2 separate regions of the Homo sapiens genome follow, and region 2 is linked to region 1. Evidence: read pairs that join two places in POLR2A ChIA-PET (ENCODE). Cell type or tissue: Panc1. All regions are shown on one strand. Links, peaks and the distances in the headings refer to the core of each region. The heading gives the core; the rest is flanking DNA. Region 1 overlaps SPON1 (spondin 1). Region 2 overlaps RRAS2 (RAS related 2).

Region 1 (5,382 bases), core at 287-5,286:
TTGAGCATCCGCTGTCGGGTTCGCATGCCCTTCCCGCAGGTCACGCTGCAGTCACTCCACTCGGACCATGGGGACAGCAAGCATGGGATGGTGTCTAGATCAAGAACCAGGTTTGCCACTGAGAACAGGTTCCTTTTGTTTTCGTTGATCTCCCTGACCCCACAGTGTTCCACACCGAGTCCCCTGCTTTGGCCCCTGGAATAAAGTGGAATTGGCCCATGGGTTCAAATAAGAGTGAAATCTATGGAGCAAGAAGTGGCTCAGCAGCCTACTGCTCTTCTTTTCACTCTCTTTCATCTCCCTGCTGACCCCCCCCGATGGTTATGACATGAGGGTAGCAATATGACTACATAAGTCCCCACTAGAAAGGCCACTGAGGATCTTAGCAGGGTCTTCCTAGAGACAGAAACATCCCACACTCACTAAGAATCAGGCACTAAAGGAGAGGCTCAGGGATGCATTTTTGGACATTGTCCTGAATTCCCTAGAATGTGTATATACTTGTGTGCCTGTATACATCTGCATACTAATGTGTGGGCAGGCCCATATGCATTTGTGCACAGAGCAGGGGAGGTCATGCTTTATGGGATCAGCCAAGTCCAATGTACAACAGGAGTGGGAGGAGTGGGCTGGACCTGGGTAATGTATGTCCCGCCTAAATGTATTGGCCCTCCTCCCCACCACTGCAAGAAAGACACTCCTATAAAACACAGCTGCAGGTGAATTCTCTATCCAGAGGCCACCAGTTTGCCACCCCAGCATTGCTTAGAATGTCCCCCAGTGGAGGTTACTCTCTCTGGGTCTGGTTGATGTCTACACACCTATGTCTCTCATCTGGCTCCCAGCAGTGCCCAGCAAGGACCATGGGCCATGCTTTCCTCTGCTCAGCCTCCGACCTTTATGGTGGTAATAGTGGATGCCATGGCCCTCCACGCCTGTCCCCAGTGGCCTCCTCCAAGTCCACCCCCGCTCTCACTCACGGCACTCTGGCATCATGCACTTCTCTGCCTGTGATGTCTCGGCTTTGCACATGGAGCCATCTGCGGGGTTCATCTTGATCATGCGGTGCCGCTTCTTCATGCCCATGCCGCAGGTGGCGCTGCACTCGTCCCACTCGCCCCACTCGGTCATCAGGCAGCTGCTGGGAGCTGGGGAGGCCAGCGGCATTGGAGTCGCACCTGCTGCCTCCCCGACCTACTTGCCCGCCTGCCCGCCCGGGGCCCCCACTCACAGCACTCCTCGTTGACCGTGCACTTCTCCGTTTCCTCAGTGGGCAGCGTGCACACGGAGCCGTCCTCCGGGAACTGCTTCACATACCTCTCCCGGGACCTCATGCCCATGCCGCAGGAGATGCTGCAGGGCGACCAGGTGATCCACTCGGACATGGTGCAGGTGGAGCCGTCTGCAACACACCGAGTGAACGCTGCAGCAGTGCACGGTGGCAGGGGCGCCTGCCAGGCTGCGCGGTGGGAACTTCCCGCCAGCGGGAATCAAGAGGAGTCAGGCAGTTGAGGTTGTCTGCACACCTAAGAGGTCTAAATCCTTAAACTGGCAAAGTTCTCTAAGAGGAAATGCCTCTTTTCCAGGTGCATGGGACACTCAGAATTACTCTTTATCTCATGAAAATACATTCGAAAGATGCTTGTATGGAAAGGATGGTGTTTAAAAAATGTACACGCATATATCTAAGATAAGATATAATTTAATCTACATATAATTTAAGATAAATCATAATCCATTTGTATGAGGAACAATCCTTCCCTGTGGAAGGGGAGGTTAAGGACCTCAGCTCCTCAGCTTAGCTCCCCAGTCCCAGCCCCAAGAAAGAGGCTTCAATGTTGACAGGCCAGTCCCAGCTTTCCTCCCGCCTGTTTGTAGGAATGACTTAGTCTACGGGGAGGGTTTACTCCCCTCCAAAGTGCTTATTGTGGGCAAAATGAGCTAGCAATAAACCATCGTGAAAGTGCAACACTGGGAGAGGTGTTTAAGAGCCTCCCTCTAGGCAGAGCCAAGGAATTAATGACCTGCATGGGATAAGCTTGCTTTCTTTATCCTCGGCTTGGAAGTGGTTTTTTTCCCTGCCATACACCAGTCCAGCCTATACAGTGCCTTCCCATTGCCTTATGGCATCCTATAAGATCAGGGCAGAATAGCGTAGATCTATCAGGCAGAGAAAGGGGTCATGGCTTGGGAAGCAGATAGCTGACCTTTGCACAGCAATCAGCTTAGTGCAATCTTGAAGCTTGAGCCATCATGATATAGGTGTTGCAAGATTATACTTAAAGGCTGACCTTTGCACTGTTGCAAATAGACTGAGAATTTCTGCAATCAGCCCAAAGGTCCTGACACAAAGAAGTGAGAGTGCTCTGACTCACGCTGAGGTGGAACACAGATGAGGGGCTGTAAATGACAGAATTAGGGCAATGGATCTAGATTCAATCTGGGCTGACTGTTAACAGGCTCCTTAAGAAGAGATTGGAGTTAAGGCCCAGAAGCAGGCTATGTGTTATCTGTAACTTGTCATAAGTTGTATCTATGTTTGTTAGCTCTTCAGTAAAAGAAGGAGGGGGTGGTCAATCTCAAGAATTCCTTTGATATAAGAGAGATTCTGTGTTCAGAGCCCTCAAGACACTGTTGCAGATAGGAGTTTGCCCAAGGTGGACCCCACTGACATCTACTGTCAGGGTCCTTGTGCCCTCACCAGGGACACTGTCTGACTGCTAGGCAGACCCTCCCTTCCTGAACTCCTGCCAGCCCCTGGCTGGTCTGGGTTGTCTCCTCACCTTCGTCACTGCAGCCAGGGCCCATGCAGGGCTGGAAGTCCTGGGTGTCAGGGCAGGGGACGCTGAGGTCCAGCTGTGCTTTCAGCATGCGCTGTCGCATCCTCTTGCCTTTGTCACAGGTGGAGGAGCTGCAGGCGGACCATGGGGACCAGTTGGAGTAGATGCAGGTTTCAGGGGTGTCATCTGGAAAGAGTGTTTGACATGTTTTCCCTGGGAACCTATGGGAGCTGCCACTGGCCCTCTCCCCATACCAGCTTATCTGGGGACAAGAAAAGCCATGCTGCCAGACTGACTTCAGTGAGCCTGGGTGCTCCTGGGATGGAAGCAGCCATCCACTTCCCTTTAAAGATAATAGTTTAACATCTTGCTAATAAATATCTAATCTAAATAAGCAGAATGATTCTTATTATCCCTTCCTCTCAACACATGAACGTCTTCTCATTTTCAGTCCCTCATCTTGGCATTGTTTCCAGACACATGCAGGCTCATTGTAGGTAATTTTGAAAAGCTCAAGGCTTATTTACATGCCATGGCTTCATCTTCCCAATGATCCCATACACAGTTGTCATGGTAAGAATAAGAGCAGCTGCTATTCATTGAGTACTCATCATGTACCAGCACCATTCTAAGAGCCTTACATGTTTTATCCCATTTAATTCTGACAACTGTATGAAGCAAGTTCTTTTATTATCCCCATTTGACTGTTGAGGAAACTGAGACAGAAAGGTTAGCTTCTTGCCCAAGATCACATGTCTACTGAGAGTCCAGGTTGTCTGGCTCCAGATCCCATAAGAAAACTTGAGCTTGAACCATGACTCTGTCGCTCCCTCCTGATTGTAGGATCTGGGCCTTTCTTTGCTTGCTAGGAAAGTGAATGTATCCACACCTGCCTCATAGGCTGGCCTGAGAATCGAAGCAGAGAGTGGTCTGAATCCTGCGAAGCCCATTAAAATGAGATTTACATGATTGTTTTAAAGGCCTGATGTTGTTGAGTATATATTCTGATGTCATATCTTCACCAATTCCCTTATGCTTTGGGCCTAACCTTGGCCTTGTTTTTGATTATTTCTTGAGGAGAAATCCTCAGAGATATGATTACCAAGTCAAAGCACATGGTTTATGGTTCTTAAAACAGGTTAGCAAATTGCTTTCTCAAAGGGTTATGTCAATTTATGTTGCCACCTGCAACAAAAGAAAACAACGTACCTTCATCTTTCTCTTCTGGAGCCAGGTCAGCTACAATATCATCGACATTGTCAGGTACAATATTGCATTGTTCACCCTGAAAAAGGAATTTTACTTGGAGGGCTCACATGAGAGAAAGAAGGGAATGTGTAGGGGGAAGGTGAAAGAGGACTAAAATCTAATCGCCATTCTGTATACAAATCGTATGCCATGGCAAAGTTCTGGACCAACATTTACAATCTGCCTGAGAAAGAAATGCCAAGAAAGCAGGAATGGCTAACCAGGGATGATAAATACATAACTTGGGTACCACCACTCCCCAGTTCCTGGCCCATGGCAGATATTAGTAATCAATTGCAGAACTCACAATGAAAGCAATTTGCCTGGATCAAATTGTTCATTTGAGCACTGGGCCTCACTGCTGAGTTAATTTTGCTCATTTTCTTTTTTTTTCTTTTTTCTTTTTGAGATGGAGTTTTGCTCTTGTCACCCAGACTGGAGCGCAATGGCGCAATCTTGGCTCACTGTAACCTCCACCTCCAGGGTTCAAGCAATTCTCCTGCCTTAGCCTCCCGAGTAGCTGGAATTACAGGTCCCTGCCACCATGCCCAGCCAATTTTTGTATTTTTAGTAGAGATGGGGTTTCACCATGTTGGCCAGGCTGGTCTTGAATTCCTGACCTCGGGTGATCTGCCCACCTTGGACTCCCAAAGGGCTGGGATTACAGGCATGGGCTACAGTGCCTGGCCTGCTTATTTTCATCTTATGAAATAATTTGCATGTTAGAAACCTGGGGAGGCCCAGGAATTCCATATCCTGAGGTGCTTTCTGCCAGTGACTCTATGATTCTAGAGCAGAAGGGTGTACAATCTCCCTGGCACTCCTACCGGGAAAGGTCGATGCCAGAGTGGGTTCTAACCCAGTACCTTCCGTGCGATTCTCTCGATGACAACTCTGGCTACTTGAGTGATGGACCCACCCTCTGGGTCATAGAAAGGACTCTGAGGATGGTCCAGGCTGGTCAGGGGCCGGATTTTCTCCTGGGGAATGGTGGGTTTGTTGGGTGACTGCAAGAAAACATACAGAGGTAGAGAGTAAGAAATAAAATTGGGAAAACCCACAAAAGCCATTTGTTATATGGATCAGAGCAAAGTCCTTGATAGGAATTTAACAAGCATAACTACTATTTATATTTATGGAATTGTGTTCATGCCACATACTGTGCTGAGAAATTTCTAGAACTATATTTTAAAATTCTTCCATGTCCATGGTAGGATTGTGCTAAGATGAAGAAGCCAAGTTTCAGAGAGGCCATCCCAGCTAGGAAACGGCTGAGCCAGGTTGGCCTGAATCCCAAACTCTTTCTAATAGACCCGGCATTGGAAAACTTTTTTAGTAAAGGGCCAGATGCTAA
Region 2 (5,382 bases), core at 261-5,260, 93 kb before region 1:
CAGGCAATTCCTAGATAAAATTTCTGTACACCCAAGGAAGAACATTTTCTTATAGAGGATGACTGCCTTTGGAGAAGAAGGAAATTTTAACCTGCAGTTTCTTAACTTACGTCTTATTCTTGTTTTGTTCATTCTCTTTCTCTTTGTGTCTGTCTCTGTGTGTGTGTGTTTGTGTGCATGCGTACCCCTGTTTTGGGATAAGGAAGTTGTAGGAATTGAGTGGGGACACTTTTTTTTTTTTTTTGAGACGAAGTTTCGCTCTTGTTCAGGCTAGAGTGCAGTGGTGCAATGGCGTGATCTTGGCTATCTGCAGCCTCCACATCCTAGGTTCAAGCGATTCTCCAGCCTCAGCCTCCCAAGTAGCTGGGATTATAGACAGGCATGTGCCACAACACTCAGCTAATTTTGTATTTTTAGTAGAGGTGGAGTTTCACCATGTTGGCCAGGGTGGTCATGAACTCCTGACCTCAGGTGATCCACCCGCCTGGGCCTGCACCATGCCTGGCCGAGTGGGAGCACTTTTGTTGAGTAGGTCAAGAATACTGCTTTCCCTTGGTAGATAACAGGCTACTGCTTACCGGGATGGGATTTTAATTCATCTGATTGCTGAAATATCATGGTCTTTCCTAAGCTTTGAATAAAAATAGTCTGCTCCATTCAGTTAGGAAAATAAATTGATAACTTTAAATTGGGGGAGTAGAGTGGGAAGAGACTTTCTTAAAGCTATTAAAAAAAATTTTAGCTGGGCACGGTGGCTCATGCCTGTAATCCCAGCACTTTGAGAGGCTGAGGCGGGCGGATCACTTGAAGTCAGGAGTTTGAGACCAGCGTGGCCAACATGGTGAAACCCTGTCTCTACTAAAAATACAAAAATTAGCTGGGTGTGGTGGCGGGCGCCTGCAATCCCAGCTACTACTCAGGAGCTGAGGCAGGAGAACTGCTTGAACCTGGGAGTCGGAGGGTTGTAGTGGGCGGAGATCATGCCACTGCACTCCAGCCTGGGCAACACAGCAAGACTATATCTCAAAAAAAAAAAATGTCTCTCTCTCTCTCTCTCCCTCTCTCTCTCTCTCTCTCTCTCTATATATATATATTTTAAAAGTTTCTTTTTCAAATTAAAGTTGGTCTTTAAAATTGAAACAGATTTTGTGATGCCACTTGACACGCCTTTTTTTCTGGTTGGGGAAAATGGTCTTTAGGATATTAATTCCACCGTGCCTTCCTTAATGAAAAGTGATAATGAGTAAAGGATTTTCACTTTGCGTGTAGACAGTATGGAGTTAATAGTCATGAATTTTGTTGAAAGGCCTTGATCTTGAATTACTTTGGGCAGAGCTGCTGAGTCTGTTTGAGATTGAAACTTAAACTTGTAGTTGGTAGGCCTTAGATTTATTTCTTTTGCAAAGAAAAATGTGTTTCAAAGATGCAAAGAAATATAAATTGTCTTAAATTGTACTTGAGAATAATTGGACTGAGCTCCTTGATGTCTTATAAATTATATTTTATTTTTAGTGTTTTATAAAGGCCATGTGATTATTTGTTGCATAGCACTGAACAGCTTTAACTTATAGTTTAATTAAAAATGCAGTCAGTTTATTGTCGGTATATACTAACAGTTTAATATTGCCGTCTTTAACTTACTGTCACCTTATACAATGATTCTTTTTTCTGGGAGAAAGCTCTTTATCCATGTAAGTAAAATTCAGCAGTAGAAATAAGAATATAAGTGTTAAAAAGACATCCGATGTTGCTTTCTTTTTTGACTTTAACCAGATTTCCCAAATGGTAACATTTTACTATATTTGCTTATTCCCTGCAATATATGGTTTTTAAAATCATTTGAATGTAAGTTGAAGACATGATGCCACCCTTATCCTTAAATATCTCTTTGTGTATTTCCGAAAAACCAGGGCATTTGCTGTCTTCTTTTTTTTTTTTTTTTTTGAGACGGAGTCTCACTCTGTCACCCAGGCTGGAGTGCAGTGGCACAATCTCGGCTCATTGCAACCTCCGCCTCCTGGGTTCAAGGCATTCTCCTGCCTCAGCCTCCCGAGTAGCTGAGATTACAGGCGCCCACCACCACACCTGGCTAATTTTTTTTTTTTTTTGAGATGGAGTTTCACTTTTGTTGCCCAGGCTGGAGTTCAGTGGTGCGATCTTGGCTCACTGCAACCTCCACCTCCCGGGCTCAAGCCATTCTCCTGCCTCAGCCTCCCGAGTAGCTGGGATTACAGGCGCTTGCCACCATGCCCGGCTACTAATTTTTGTATTTTTAGTAGAGACGGAGTTTCACCGTGTTGGCCAGGCTATTCTTGAACTCCTGACCTTATGTGATCCACCTGCCTTGGCCTCCCAAAATGCTAGGATTACAGGTGTGAGCCACTGTGCCTGGCTGCATTTGCTTTCATGAATAAAATATACTAACCTAACTCAGAAATTAACATTGATTTGTTATTATACTATTACCTGATGTGTAGAATTTGTTTGAAATTTGCCAGTTGTTCCAGTTACGCCTTTTATAGCAAAAGAAAATCTCAGATTATCCAATTCATTATTTCCATGTCTTACTTTGGAACAGTTCTTTAGTCTCTGTGTTTTATGACATTGATATTTTTAAAGAGTACAAATTAGTTACTTATAGAGTCCCCTCAGTTTGGGTTTGGCTGATGTTTCTTCATGATTAGATTCAGGTTATGCATTTTTTGGGGGGCAGAAATAATACAGAAATTATGTGTTATTAGGCAACATAAGATGTGTTTATTTGACCACATACATGCCTTTTGACTCAGCAGTCCCAAATCTCAGAATTTACCCAGAAGATGCACTTCCCACAGTATGAAAATACACATGTACAAGGTTGCAGCATTTCTTAATTACAAAAATTAACAAGCAGTCTACGTGGTAGGAATATCCAATGGAGCATTATGCACCTGTGAAAAAGACTGAGGGCATGATTAACTGATATGGAGTGCTTTCTTGGATATGTTGTTCACTTGTCTTGGTTTGTCTTGCTTTCAAACAAGCTTGTCCAACACTCAGCCTGCGAGTGGCATGCGGCTCAGGACACCTTTGAATGTGGCCCAAGACAAATTCATAAAATTTCTTAAAACATGAGATTTTTTTTTTGCAATTTTTTTTTTAACCTCGTCAGCTATCGTTAGTTTAGCGTATTTTATGTGTGGCCCAAGACAGTTCTTCCAGTGTGGCTCAGGGAAATCGAAAGATTGGACACCCCTGCCCTAAAGGAATACCTGAGGCTGGGTAATTTATAAAGAAAAGAGGTTTTGTTGGCTTAGAGTTTTTGCAGGCTGTACAAGAAGCACAGTACTAGCATCTGCTTCTGGTGAGGGTGTAAGGAAGCTTCCATTCATGACAGAAGATGAAGGGGAGTGGCATGTGCAGAGATCACATGGTGAGAGGAAGCAAGCCAGTGGGGGAGGCGCCAGGCTCTTTTTAACAACCTGCTGTGGTGGAACTAATAAGTAAGAGCTCACTCACACCCCAGTCCCAGGGAGGGCATTAATCTATTCATGAGGGATTCATCCCCATGACCCAAACACCTCCCATTAAGCCCCACCTCCAACTTTGGGGATCAGATTTCAATATGAGATTTGGAGGAATCGCACAAACCAAACTTACAGTCAGTGAAAAAAAAGTGCAAAAGTATCTACTACTGTGTGTATACTACCTTTTGTGTAAGAAAGAAGGAGAAATAAGAAAATACGTATGTATTTGTTCATTGGGGCAAAAACAAAACACAAAGATAAATTGGAGGTTGATAAGATTGATTTCCTAGAGGATGGGTAAAAAGGTATATGGTGGAAAGGATAGAGGGAATGGGGGCAGGGACCCTTCTGAGGATACCTTTCTGACTTTTGAAACCATGTTAATGTTTCACATACTGAGTATATAAGCAGCAAACACACCAACCAAATCAACTGATGACAAATAAAAACACCTTAACAGGGAGTACAAATAGAAACAAATGAACTGAACCGTATTTCAAATGAGTAACTTAACTACACTGAAGGAGTGAAAAACAACTAATTTAGGTAACTTTTGATCCTAGTATTTGAACTCTGTCCTCAGGATAAAGACAAAAAGATTGAAAGAAACATTGAACTCTAGTTAATAGAGTTAACTAGAATTTTTGGTTTTTGTTGTTGTCATAAAGGCATGGGTTTGCAATTTTGAAGCAATTGTCTATACTGTTATAAGCAAATAAGTAAATATATTGTGGAAAATGGGAGCCAGTTTCTCACTGTTGGAGAAGGGAGTTACAAAGGTGAAAAATGTGAAGGTTAAAATGAACTCTGATGTTTGATTGGAATTGCAGATAGTGGCATAAATTCATAGTTTTAGAAGTATGTAGATATAGGCCGGGTGTGGTGGCTGACACCTGTAATCCCAGCACTTTGGGAGGCTGAGGCGGGTGTATCACGAGGTCAGCAGATCGAGACCATCCTGGCTAACACAGTGAAACCCCCCTCTTTACTAAAAATACAAAAAAAAAAAAAAAATTAGCCGGGTGTGGTGGCGGGTGCCTATAGTCCTAGCTACTCAGAAGGCTGAGGCAGGAGAATGGTGTGAACCTGGGAGGTGGAGGTTGCAGTGAGCCAAGTCGCGCCACTGCAGTCCAGCTTGGGTGACAGAGCAAGACTCTGTCTCTAAAAAAAATAATAAAAATAAAAAATGAATACAAAAAATTAGCCGGGCGTGGTCGCGGGTGCCTATAGTCCCAGCTACTTGGGAGGCTGAGGCAGGAGAATGGCGTGAACCTGGGAGGCGGAGCTTGCAGTGAGCCGAGATCGCGCCACTGCACTCCAGCCTGGGCAACAGAGCGAGACTCTATCTCAAAAACAAGAAACAAAAAAAGAAGTATGTAGATATAGAAATAGATCTCATTATGGATACACATGCGTACATCTGTACATCTTTTTCCACTTCTGTCTGCTAAGATGGCCAGGAAGCAGTGATACCCCTTTAGCAATGAGATCACCTAGCACTAGATCTTGGTTTCTAAATACCATTAATACTATTCTCTACTGGAAGGAACCTTAGAGAAATGGAGGATTCCAGAATAGGGGAAGGAAAAAATACAAAATATGCTTGGAGCATCTTGTAGTCTCATAAGGGAGTGCTCAAAAAGGTAAAATGATGGGGATATTTGAAAGAGACACAGGAGCCAGCCTGGCAAAACTCCCATTGACTGACTATAGGGCAATTTAATCATTGAAATAAATAAGGCAGTACTTGTTTATTACCCATAAATAGAGTAAGGATCTATGATAAATAAATGATCTAGAAGTCCTTAATGTAGAATTCTGACTAATGAATGAACATAAAGGAAAAGGTGGAATTAGTAAGTTGCCTTTTGGCAAT

The links. Peaks named below come from ENCODE experiments on the same cell type or tissue, not always from the same donor. Only the 100,000 strongest peaks of a DNase experiment are listed, where the experiment ranks them.
Region 2: POLR2A ChIA-PET joins it to region 1 with 6 read pairs; 3 of 35 experiments call an interaction of 5 or more read pairs at or near these places.

The regions. Positions count from the first base shown.
Region 1 is chr11:14,255,300-14,260,681 of GRCh38, reverse strand. SPON1 (spondin 1) reads right to left here. Exons shown (of 16, transcript NM_006108.4): 9 at 4,895-5,035; 10 at 3,990-4,065; 11 at 2,784-2,966; 12 at 1,232-1,402; 13 at 981-1,148; 14 at 1-94. Among named protein-coding and RNA genes, the nearest start is that of RRAS2, 100 kb to the left of the region's middle. RefSeq lists enhancers at 742-1,265, 1,266-1,790. In Panc1, for the core only: no CTCF peak of the experiment used is centred there; a DNase peak (open chromatin) is centred at 2,201.
Region 2 is chr11:14,348,457-14,353,838 of GRCh38, reverse strand. All of the region lies in intron 1 of RRAS2 (RAS related 2), which reads left to right. Among named protein-coding and RNA genes, the nearest start is that of RRAS2, 8.0 kb to the left of the region's middle. RefSeq lists enhancers at 1-636, 637-1,523. In Panc1, for the core only: no CTCF peak of the experiment used is centred there; no DNase peak of the experiment used is centred there.